Linked DNA regions of Homo sapiens: region 1 is linked to region 2. Evidence: chromatin loops called from intact Hi-C (ENCODE). Cell type or tissue: sigmoid colon. All regions are shown on one strand. Region 1 overlaps AMOTL1 (angiomotin like 1). Region 2 holds the start of PIWIL4-AS1 (PIWIL4 antisense RNA 1).

Evidence for each region. Peaks named below come from ENCODE experiments on the same cell type or tissue, not always from the same donor. Only the 100,000 strongest peaks of a DNase experiment are listed, where the experiment ranks them.
Region 1: a loop joins it to region 2, with 8 times the contacts of the local background. A loop is called at or near these places in 3 of 110 quality-filtered maps.

The regions. Positions count from the first base shown.
Region 1 is chr11:94,874,489-94,879,488 of GRCh38, reverse strand. It overlaps AMOTL1 (angiomotin like 1), which reads right to left. Exons shown (of 13, transcript NM_130847.3): 13 at 2,741-5,000. Among named protein-coding and RNA genes, the nearest start is that of CWC15, 97 kb to the left of the region's middle. RefSeq lists an enhancer at 2,554-3,065. In sigmoid colon, a CTCF peak has its summit at 2,686 (motif pointing right); DNase peaks (open chromatin) are centred at 1,816 and 2,628; H3K27ac peaks cover 658 bases.
Region 2 is chr11:94,739,054-94,744,053 of GRCh38, reverse strand. PIWIL4-AS1 (PIWIL4 antisense RNA 1) reads left to right here and starts at 3,699. Exons shown (of 5, transcript NR_135093.1): 1 at 3,699-3,836. It also overlaps a transcript of AMOTL1 not described here. In sigmoid colon, a CTCF peak has its summit at 2,521; DNase peaks (open chromatin) are centred at 2,823, 3,151 and 3,623; H3K4me3 peaks cover 1,826 bases.

The DNA of each region.
Region 1 (5,000 bases), 140 kb before region 2:
GGCCATGGGGATGGAGAAAATAAAAGTACAGAAGCAACATGGGAGGGTGAAGTAGGCAGGAACAGGTGACCAACTAGCTAAAGGAGAGAGTGGGGGAGGAGCCCAAGGTGACTGGGGACCCTAGCAGAGATGACTGAGTAGATGGGGCAGAAGCAGAGCCATGTATATGGAAGGGAAGGCACCAAGGTTCAGGTGATCGGGAAACCAGGCATAGATGCCTGTCAGGTACAATCAAGAATTTCATTAGACTCACAGACACTTCCATTTTACACTCAGCACTCCTGGGCCACAAGTTCTGTGGCTTCACAAGGTACCTGGGGAAAACCAAGAGCAGGTCCCCAGCCCCTGTGCAGACCTGACACAGCTTCTGCCTGTTGGTCCCTTCTCCACCATGCTACCTACCAGGTGAATGTTAGTAAACAAAATCTAGCAGGTAAAGATTAAGTATACATCTCACGGACCAGAGCTACTGATCCAGACTTTCTGTCCGGTATATGACTTTGGCCGAAAAAAAAGTCACATTTCCAACAAGGGCCTCAATAATGTTTTTTCAGTTAGCCATCTGCTTACCAATTCTCTTTAGAGCGATTAAAAACAAACACAAGCAAACCATAAAAAAAAACAAAAACACACAACTAAAGTCAAAGGCAACAATTCAGTGCAGAGAGAGAACAAAAGCTTTAGAAATGAGCAGGCCTGGCTTCTACTGCAGAGCCCAAGTGCACACCTCACTTCTCTTGAGTCTGTTTCCTCATTTGACGTGCAGGGGTAATAATGTCCCATAATACCTACCTCTGGGGTTCTTAAGATGAAATATTATTCCAAAGCCAATTCAATAAAACTTAGATCCTGCCTCCCTTGCACATTCAGAGAGGCAAAACCCATCAGGACACAAAGTTAGGCACTGTTAGTTTCTAACAATAGGACTATAATTCATATTACTATACTCCAAAGCACTCAACGATGTAGTCTATGATCCTTATATTATCTGTATACACATTATGAGTCTCCAAAAACTTGGGGAGAGTTACCCTTTGATAGAACTCCACATCAGATATGGAGGGCTTCCCAGGTTCCCATAAACTCCAGATTCAATTTAAAAAATTACCTATATATCTCTCAATATTCTAAAAAGAGAGGAACTTTGAGGATGATAGACTCACCAAGAGAGGGAGTCCTGGCTCACTTGGAATGGTCTCGGGATGTCTACCTGCCAGGAACAGAGGCAGATAAAGGAAGCACATCAAAGATACCCTGTCATGCTTGATAAAAAGGCAACAGAAACAGTAAACCATAATGACATTTTTTTATGACAGAAAGCTTCTTTTATTTTGACAACACAGAACTTTAAGAAAGGAATTTCATTGCTTCTGATTTATTTCCCATTTGTGACCTAATTCCTTATCACGATGGGCCTGCGCAACTTAAAACACATTGCTATCTCTTGTGGTTCCTGAGGCCCCAGCCCAGATGTCAGAATGGAGGCCAGTGTTCCTTCAGGGCACAGACGTGTACCACTTGGAATGACTACAAAGAACTGCTGGGATTGAGAACTTCTCTCCTGGGGTGTACAAGGGGCCAAGAGAAAGGTCAGAGCTCAGGGGGTGGCTCGCATGATGTACACATGTGGGATCAGCGTGGGAAGGTGACAACTCGGAAGGGTCATACAAACCCTAAACACAAATGCAGTACTCCAGCTGTCTTCCTGGAGTCATCCTGACAGGTAGAGACTGGGGAGCTGCAAGAGTGCATCTTTACGTGAATTGAGTCATATTTGCACACGCACACAGATGGCGCTCCCTGCAGAGGAGTCCTCGGGGTAGAAGCAGGACAGACAAGAAGCCAGGCAGACAGGAGCATGAGCCTCCTGCCTCCCAGCATCCACCCAACTTGCACATGCAAGTCCCTTGACTCTGCAACAGGTAGACCTGGGTTCAAATCCCCACCCTGCCATCTTTTGCACATTACTTGCCCAGGGTTGTTTGAGTTTCAGTCTCCTGGGGTTTAAAGTGGGGATGATGACGAGGTTGTTGTGACTGAAGAAGATAATGCATATAAATCACACTGATGATTACTCGGGGGCTAGAGATGCATCCTTCACACTCCCCCAGAGCTCACATCAAGGAAGCTTTTCCTATGCTAGGGCTGGGGGTGGGTGAGGAGACAGGCTTTCGCTGAAAAGGCATGACCAGAGAATAAACAGCAGGAACCACTCTCTCTTAAACACAGTGATCCCAGGGGAGGGGCCTTCATGTGGAGATTCTCATGAGTCTTACTCTGTTCTGCTTCAGTCTCTGAGGCTCCTGGCCTGGATTTCGCCCATTTACCGTGTGACTCCTTCCCACCAAAGTCCCGCTTTCTTCTCCTGTGACCCCAAGACACTGACAAAACAGCTCCCATCTCCCATTTCCATCCTCAGGCTCAGAGAGCCATGGCTGACTCCAGGCTGCCTGGGTGAATTCCTGAGACAGAGCCAGTTTACAGTGATCATTTGCAGGCTCTGAACTAAGGAACCTCAAAAGTGGACACTCACATGTGATCAAAGTGGACACCCAGGCACACAGTCTCCCTGCGTTTCCTTTCTCCTTATTTGTCTGGAGGAGCCAGGAGTGGGCGGGCTGCAAGCTGCGATGGTCTGGATGATTCATTTCCTCCTCAGAGTCAAGAGCTGCGTGTTGGTGTCAGCGTGAGGCCCACAAGGGGGGAGCCGAGGGCCTCTGAAGCAAAACATTAAGTGGGGTACAATGAAATGAAACATTTATTGAGCATCAGTTTATAAGTTCTTTAAGGAAGAAAGGAGCAAGCGAGAGAAAAGAGTCATTTTGCCATTTTATCCATTTATTATGTACAATATTAAGGCACAAGTTTAAGCAGCAAAGGAGAGGAAAATCTTTGGCTGACCAACAGCATCAATATTTGCTGTGGGGGACAGGCAGTGTTCTTGGAATCCCCACACTGGTACACAGACCCATTTGGCTGTATGGCCATGTACATCACCCCTCAATACAGACTGGCAATATGAAGACGTCAAACGTTACAGCCAGATACCAGTCTGCTGGGAAGAGCCGGCACGAGCACGGCACACTGCCACCAAGCACAGCGACACACACACACAGAGCAGGTTGGAGGGCAGCGGCAGCAGGACAGCTGAAATCGGGTGCCCATGCTTACCACTGTTTCACAGAATTTTACACAATTCTGTAAGTGCTCATGGAGGAGGAGGCTCCCTGTTCCTCCTCAAAAGGAAAAAAAACAAAAAACAAAAAAACACCTTGATTCAAATAAAACCAATGTGGATATATTTGCTTACATTCCGTTTTGTAATAAATACTTACAGGTGTCTCTATGTGAACAGACTCCTAGGCACAATCACATGTAAACACAACACCGGGCATCCAGACTTTGGGGGCTGATACAAGAAAACGCTGTATATGTAGTTCAATATAGAGAGAGCAGTATTCTAATTCTGTGAAGAAGCAAAGTTTCATGACAAAGAAACACCCCAGTCACATCATAACATGACAATAACATGCACTAAAGTAAACACAGTTTTACAGAATACCTACCAGATGTTTATATGAATGATTATGCACTTATATCTGTAGTGTATGCAGAGATGTGAACACATAGGAGGCATGGCAAGAGAATTGATTTTTAAAAATCTGTGTGCTAATGAGGATGATCCCCCCTTGAAGTGGACACTTTGAGAGGCTCTGAGGCCAAAGACTCATTCCAAGAAATTTCTTAGGGATTTTTTTAGAAACAAAAATGGTGTAACTTACCTTAATTGCCATCTTTTTTCATCCAACTGTGCTATCAAGCACTTGAGATTATTTCCAGAACTTAAATCCATCCTCAAAGGAGGAGGATTTCTCATCTCTAAGGGTAAACCAAAGGAACATGCCAAGCCCTGAAGGCCATTCTAGTAGAAGAGTTCCCAAGATATTTTTACTTGGCAGCACTATAGTCAATGAGCACATAGTCTCCCAAAAGACACCTTTTAAGGAGGGCGGGGTGAGATGAACACTTTGATCTTCTGTATGTTAGGAAAAGAAATTCCCACAAACAACCCTATAGTCATACCTCATATGTATGCACTCACTTATACACATGTCTTTATATACCATTAAATTACTAAGTGAGAAAAGGGTATACTACTTAAGAGAAAGAGGAAAAATTGCTCATTTGTTCCAGGAGAAATTCACTACTGAAATGCTAACTTTTGCATTTCCCCAGCCGACCAATTTCTGGTAACTTCTTAATTACTTTGCCTATCTCCCATGGAGCCACACGTCAGAGGCAAACTCATTAAACAATCGTCACATCTAATGAAGACATTTTAAACACTTTAATTACTTAAACAACAAGAAAAGAAACATTTATAAAGCATATACCAAGGCTGTCTCAGGTTTTAGGATGTGGAGAAGCCAATGGTAGGCTGGATACTCTCTGGCTACTTAAAGCCTTACCCATTTAAGAACATTTGTGGGATCCCACTGACTATGGTCATGGTACTCCTTTGCTTAAGAGGAGTGCAAGATCATTCAGAGAACACAGAGAAGCATGCTCCACTTACTCCAGCGTGGACACTGGTTTTGAACCCTGGTTTTGAAAAACACATCTCTTTGCTCAGCATAACTCCCTGCAGTCAAAACATGAGCCCCCTGCCTCAAAAGCTTTTAATGCCCCAATCTATTATCCACTGCTTCTGAGGTCCGCAGCCTCACCTGAAGTCTGTGTCCCTAAGTCTCTGGGACTCAGGTCAATGGGGAGGAAGAATTTCCCATTCTCTCAGCACCTGGCATGAAGGTGCTACAGCCACTGCATCATGAGGGTGCGCACCCAGGTGAGAACAAACAAGAGTAATGACTGGCTGCTCTGCACGGGGCATTCTGAACACCTCCTTCCTGAGTAACAGAAGCACTGAATTCTCTGTTCCAGGTTCAGAACTAATTTGTTGCAACTGTTTTGGTATCCATGCCAAGCCTTGTGGAGTCAAA
Region 2 (5,000 bases):
TCTAGGACATCTGGTTGGTGGCTGCAAAATATTTAAGAATTACTTGGTGTGGAAAACCCACACATTGGGTGTCAGAAGTATTGTGAGTACAGGCCAGGCACAGTGGCTCACGCCTGTAATCCTAGCACTTTGGGAGGCCGACAGAAGAGGGCAGATCACCAGAGGTCAGGAGTTCGAGACCAGCCTGGCTAACATGGCAAAACCCTGTCTCTACTAAATTTCCAAAAATTAGCTGGGCATGGTGGCGGGCACCTGTAATCCCAGCTAGTTGGGAGGCTGAGGCAGGAGAATAGGTTGAACCCAGGAGACAGAGGTTGCAGTAAGCCGAGATCATGCCATTGCACTCCCATCTGGGCGACAGAGCGAGACACCGTCACAAAAAAAAAAAAAAAAAAAAAAAAAGAAGTATTGTGAGTAGAGAAATAATTTTCTTTTAACTTTGCTCTGCTTCTTCTTATATTCCGGCCAGGAGTGAACCTGTGCTCATCTGTGCTCCCGAAAGAATGGCTGCTTGACAAGCTCATCAACTGCTGTAAAAGGCATTTTTCCTGCTGTGTGTCTAAGAAAAGCACCAAAAAACCACCATGACTCTTTCCAAGGGAGAAATGACAGCTCCGTCTTTGACCTGAATAGCATGAAAACAAGGCAGTCTGATCCAGAGAGCTGCCCTGTCATGGAGAGAATAACCCTTGGGGACACCAAGTACCCAAACAGCACAGCACATGAATATAAACAATGAATACCCAATGGCTATAGGCCTCCTTTGGCTTACAGCCCCTCACAGCACTTTAAGAGGTGAAAATAGAACTGGAAGACGCCTTAGGGATCCCCGGGCACAACCCCCGCTTTTTGCAGATAAGGAAACTGAGGCTAGTTAACATGTCTATTAAAGAAGCTGGAGCAGGGTGAAAGCTAGAACCTTGATCTCAAACTCTCAGGCTTCTGTTTTATTTTCTCTATCACCCTGCAAGCCCAGATCCCAGAAGGGAACCCCATGGTTCCCATCACGCTGCTATAGACTGAATATTTATATCCCCTCAAAATTCATGTATTGAAACCTAATCCTCAATGTGATGGTATTTGGAGGTGAGGCCTTTGGGAAGTGATTAGGTCATAAGGGTGGAGCTCTCACCAGAGGGATTAGGGCACTTAGAAAAGAGACCGCAAGAGCTCCCTGGCCCTTTTCTGCCATGTTGAGGACACAGTGAGAAGATAGACATCTATGAACCAGGAAGCAGGCCCTCACCAGACACTGAACCTGCCAGTTTCTTGATCTTAGAATTCCCAGCCTCCAGAACTTGTGAGAAATAAATTTCTGCTGTTTACAAACTACCCAATCTGTTTTTGATATAACAACACAAATGGACTAAGACACACACTCTAATCTCCTCATGAGAAACTGGGCTTTTACCATAGGGGAGCTGAAGAGAAAAAAACATTGTTTTTTATTTTCTACTGCTAATTTGAAAGGATACTCATATTTATCAGTGCCTCATGGGGGCAGTCCAGTCTGTAAGTCCCAGAGGGAGATATGGAGATGAAAAAGGGTCAAATACCTGGGCCTTCCTGAAGCACAAATCATTCTGTGAAGGCAAACAATTTAGTAGTTATACAGTCTGATTTCCCAGAGCAAGCAATGCTCATCCTACCATTGCTTATGTTTATGTACAATTTAAGAGGACCAAATGGCTTCGTCGCACTGTGGAGTGTCAATGCTGGTGTCATTAACATACAATTATACATGCGTGGAGCAGATCATCGAGTACCTGTCCTCTTAATAAATCACATCATGAAAAGCTATGGTTTAGATGTCACTTTCATTTCATAAAATGATTCACCACAGTATGTCTTAAAAGCTAGTTTTGCTCATGCATTTAGTCTACAATTCCACTGATAGAGATGTGATTGCCTCGCAACTTGTCAGAAACACATCCTCTGAATAAAACATGGTACTCCTCCCAGCCACAGAATGCCAACCTTGATCCAGATCTATTTTGGGCGCTTGGCTCCTAGAAATGAATGAAAGTCGTTGTTGAGGTGGAATTTTGCTTCAGGTCCTGTGGGACTTGATGAGGACATTCTTCCCAGCACAAGAAGCTGACCAGGGACAGGGTGCCACAGCTGAGTGTGTTACTGAGGATAAACATATTTAAACCGCTGTTTGTGGACAGTTCCCCTCCTCCTTTACTGTCAACATATATCATAAAATAAATCCTTTCATTTCATCTTAGGAAGGCAAGATATTCAGGCTAGTGATGAAAGAACAGTAAGGAGAGACTTGATAGCCCAGACCAGTAGCAGCTAAACTAACCTTGAAAGCAGAAGAAAAAAAAAAGAGAGCCACTAAGCCACCGAGTGAGAATGGGTGGCAGGAAGAGTTAGAGAGATCCTGCCCATTCGCATTTCCTTCTCTTCACTCTCTCTTCAGCCTGTCTCTTGACAAGAGTGTCCCGGTTCACCCATCGCAAATCTCCACTTACCATGACAGGCATGAGGATGGAATGTCCTATCTCGAGACACCTACAGGCTAACTGAGGAATAGAAATCAGGGAGGGAAGCAGCTCCTAGGTCTTACAGTTTAATGATTACACCGCCGTTTTCAGCCCCTGACTTCATTAAATTCAGGGTAAGGACGACCCACACGACGTCCTTCTCGTGCCAGGTACTTGGCAAGTCAGAACCAGTCGCCGCTGTGTCCTCCCGGCAAGATGAGCGCAGGTTTCAGAAGCCCCAGCTCTGGAAGTTTGCTGTGCCAGGCTCCTCGGAGCAGCACCACTGCCCCAGACGAACACGCACACACACGCACTCACACACACACACACGCACACGCACGCACACACACACACACGCACGGCTCATTGGACACTTGCCCTGCCACCCCCGAAAGCACAGCGCCGAGGAAAGGCCGGTTCCGGCCGCGAAGGCAGCAGGTGTCCCCTGACCCTTTCCCTCCGCCCTCCAACCCCAGCCCCATCCCTAGCTGAGTTCCTATGGACGCCCCCCAAACTCGCAGTTCTCGGGCAGAATTGCGACCAAGAAATAAAAGACAAAATGAGCAGACTTACCTAACTCGTCTGGGCTGTAGGATGCGGGCGAGGCTTCCACAAACTCACTGTCTGGGGGAGAAGAAAAGCAGAAAACAACTCGAATCGCTACCATTCAGGACGAACCCGCACAAGCACCAGCTCAAGCGCAGGTCCCCGGGAAAAGCGCGGGCTTCTCTCTCCCAGCGCTCAGAATCCCTGAGCCGGAGGCCCCGCGGGATTCAGACCGCCAGATCCCCAGGGAGTGACAAATCGCCGCAGAAACTTGGGGGACAACTCGGCCCTGGCACCGCGCGGCTTCCAGGCGCGGTCAGGCGCGCGCCAACTTTCCCCGCGTGCCACCCCGCGGCTCCCCCGGCCGGGCGCTGGGCCGCGGCCGCATCCTCTGCCCTCAGCCCGCGGGGCGCATTGCTCTGTCTGCCGGGCCTGGCGCCGACGCCCCAGCGCCGAGGAGCCGCGAAGTTTTCCCGCGGTCCCGGGGGCCCGAGGGCGCGCGGCGGCGGCGGCGAGCACCCCTCGCCCACCCAGGCGCCCCGCGCATCCCCGCTCGTTGCTAGGCGACCGTGGCCGTCACGCTCCGCAGAGGCGCGCGCGGCCTCCCAACTCCCGGCTGGCGGAATCCTCCCTAGTCCCCGCCCCGTTTGCCCATTTTCCAAAAAATCAGAGCATAACCCGTTCTAACCCGATTCCCTGCTCTGTTATGTTATGTCTGCCCTCCTCTGATGCTTGGGAAATCGTTTGTTCTGTGGGCTTCTCCTGAGGAGATGGACGATTTTCAGAGCTTGCAGAAAGGTAGGAGGAGACCCAAATGCCCCCCAATCCCCTCCTTTTGGAACCAGAATTCCAACTCCAGTCCAACATTATTTCCTACTCTTCAAGAGATCACCTGGCTCAAGTGGGCAAAGTAATATGAGCTGCATTGCACAGGTTGGGAAACCGAGGCTGAGAAGTTGTTAATTTATGCGTGACATCATTATGGTAGGGGTATGTGAGGGAGAAGTGGGGGAGGAGAGAAGAGCAGTGCTCCTTCTACTCTATAAAAGATTGACTGCTTTCAAATACAGAATGTAGAAGCAATGGTTATGCTCTGAGAACTGTAAATTCTAAAATAATTAATGTAACACTGTGAGAACCTCCCCCTCTGAGTCAGTAGCCTGATAACTTGGACAGATGTGTTATGTATCTCCCCCCAGCCCCCAGGACTGACTGTGACTGCTCTGCATTAAGGGGGCGAGGGTGCTGGACTTGGGGTGTGCTCCAGAGAGAGCCCCGCAGCTGATGGCCCATAACAGGGTCAGTGGGAAGGAAGGAACAAGTATGGAAATGGTTGTCCTTTCTCCATCCTTGGAGGACTATTGGAGGGTCAACAGTCTGGGCAGCCTCCTGGGGGCCTTCTATTGTCTCAAAGTGATCAGAGCACCAGCTGCAGCAGCCTAAGGGCCCCGATCTGAGCCAATGTGCTCTCATCCTGTAAACACTCAGCCATCTCTGGCTTTTCCACTGTCAGTTTTTGGTTTACAAATCACCATGAAGGACAGAAAGCCCCTTCGGCCAGCATTGCTTAGGGAGCCCAGGGAAGCAGGGGTGGGGCTGTCCTCCCCAAGCAAGGCAGCATTCTTGAGCTGCTGAGCCTATCTCTCCAACCTCTTCTTTTTCCTGCTTCTTATAATCTGAGCTCCCAAATCCAGGAATTAAATATGTTTGGGTGAGGGTTTGCACTCATCACTCCATCCCCTCCCAACTCCTAGAATCCTCCCATTTGTCCTCTGGAACTCATGGTTCATCGCTAGCAAAATCTATATATCCTCAGCCTCCTCTCTGAATGTTTCTTTCAGTGTTGTGCTCTGACCCATACCTGGCTTTCCTTGAAAATAACAGGCTGCATTACTTGCCTCCTCTACTTATTTCAGCCATCTATGGATCCTCTGGTTGTTCTACCTCATTTCTTGAAGATAA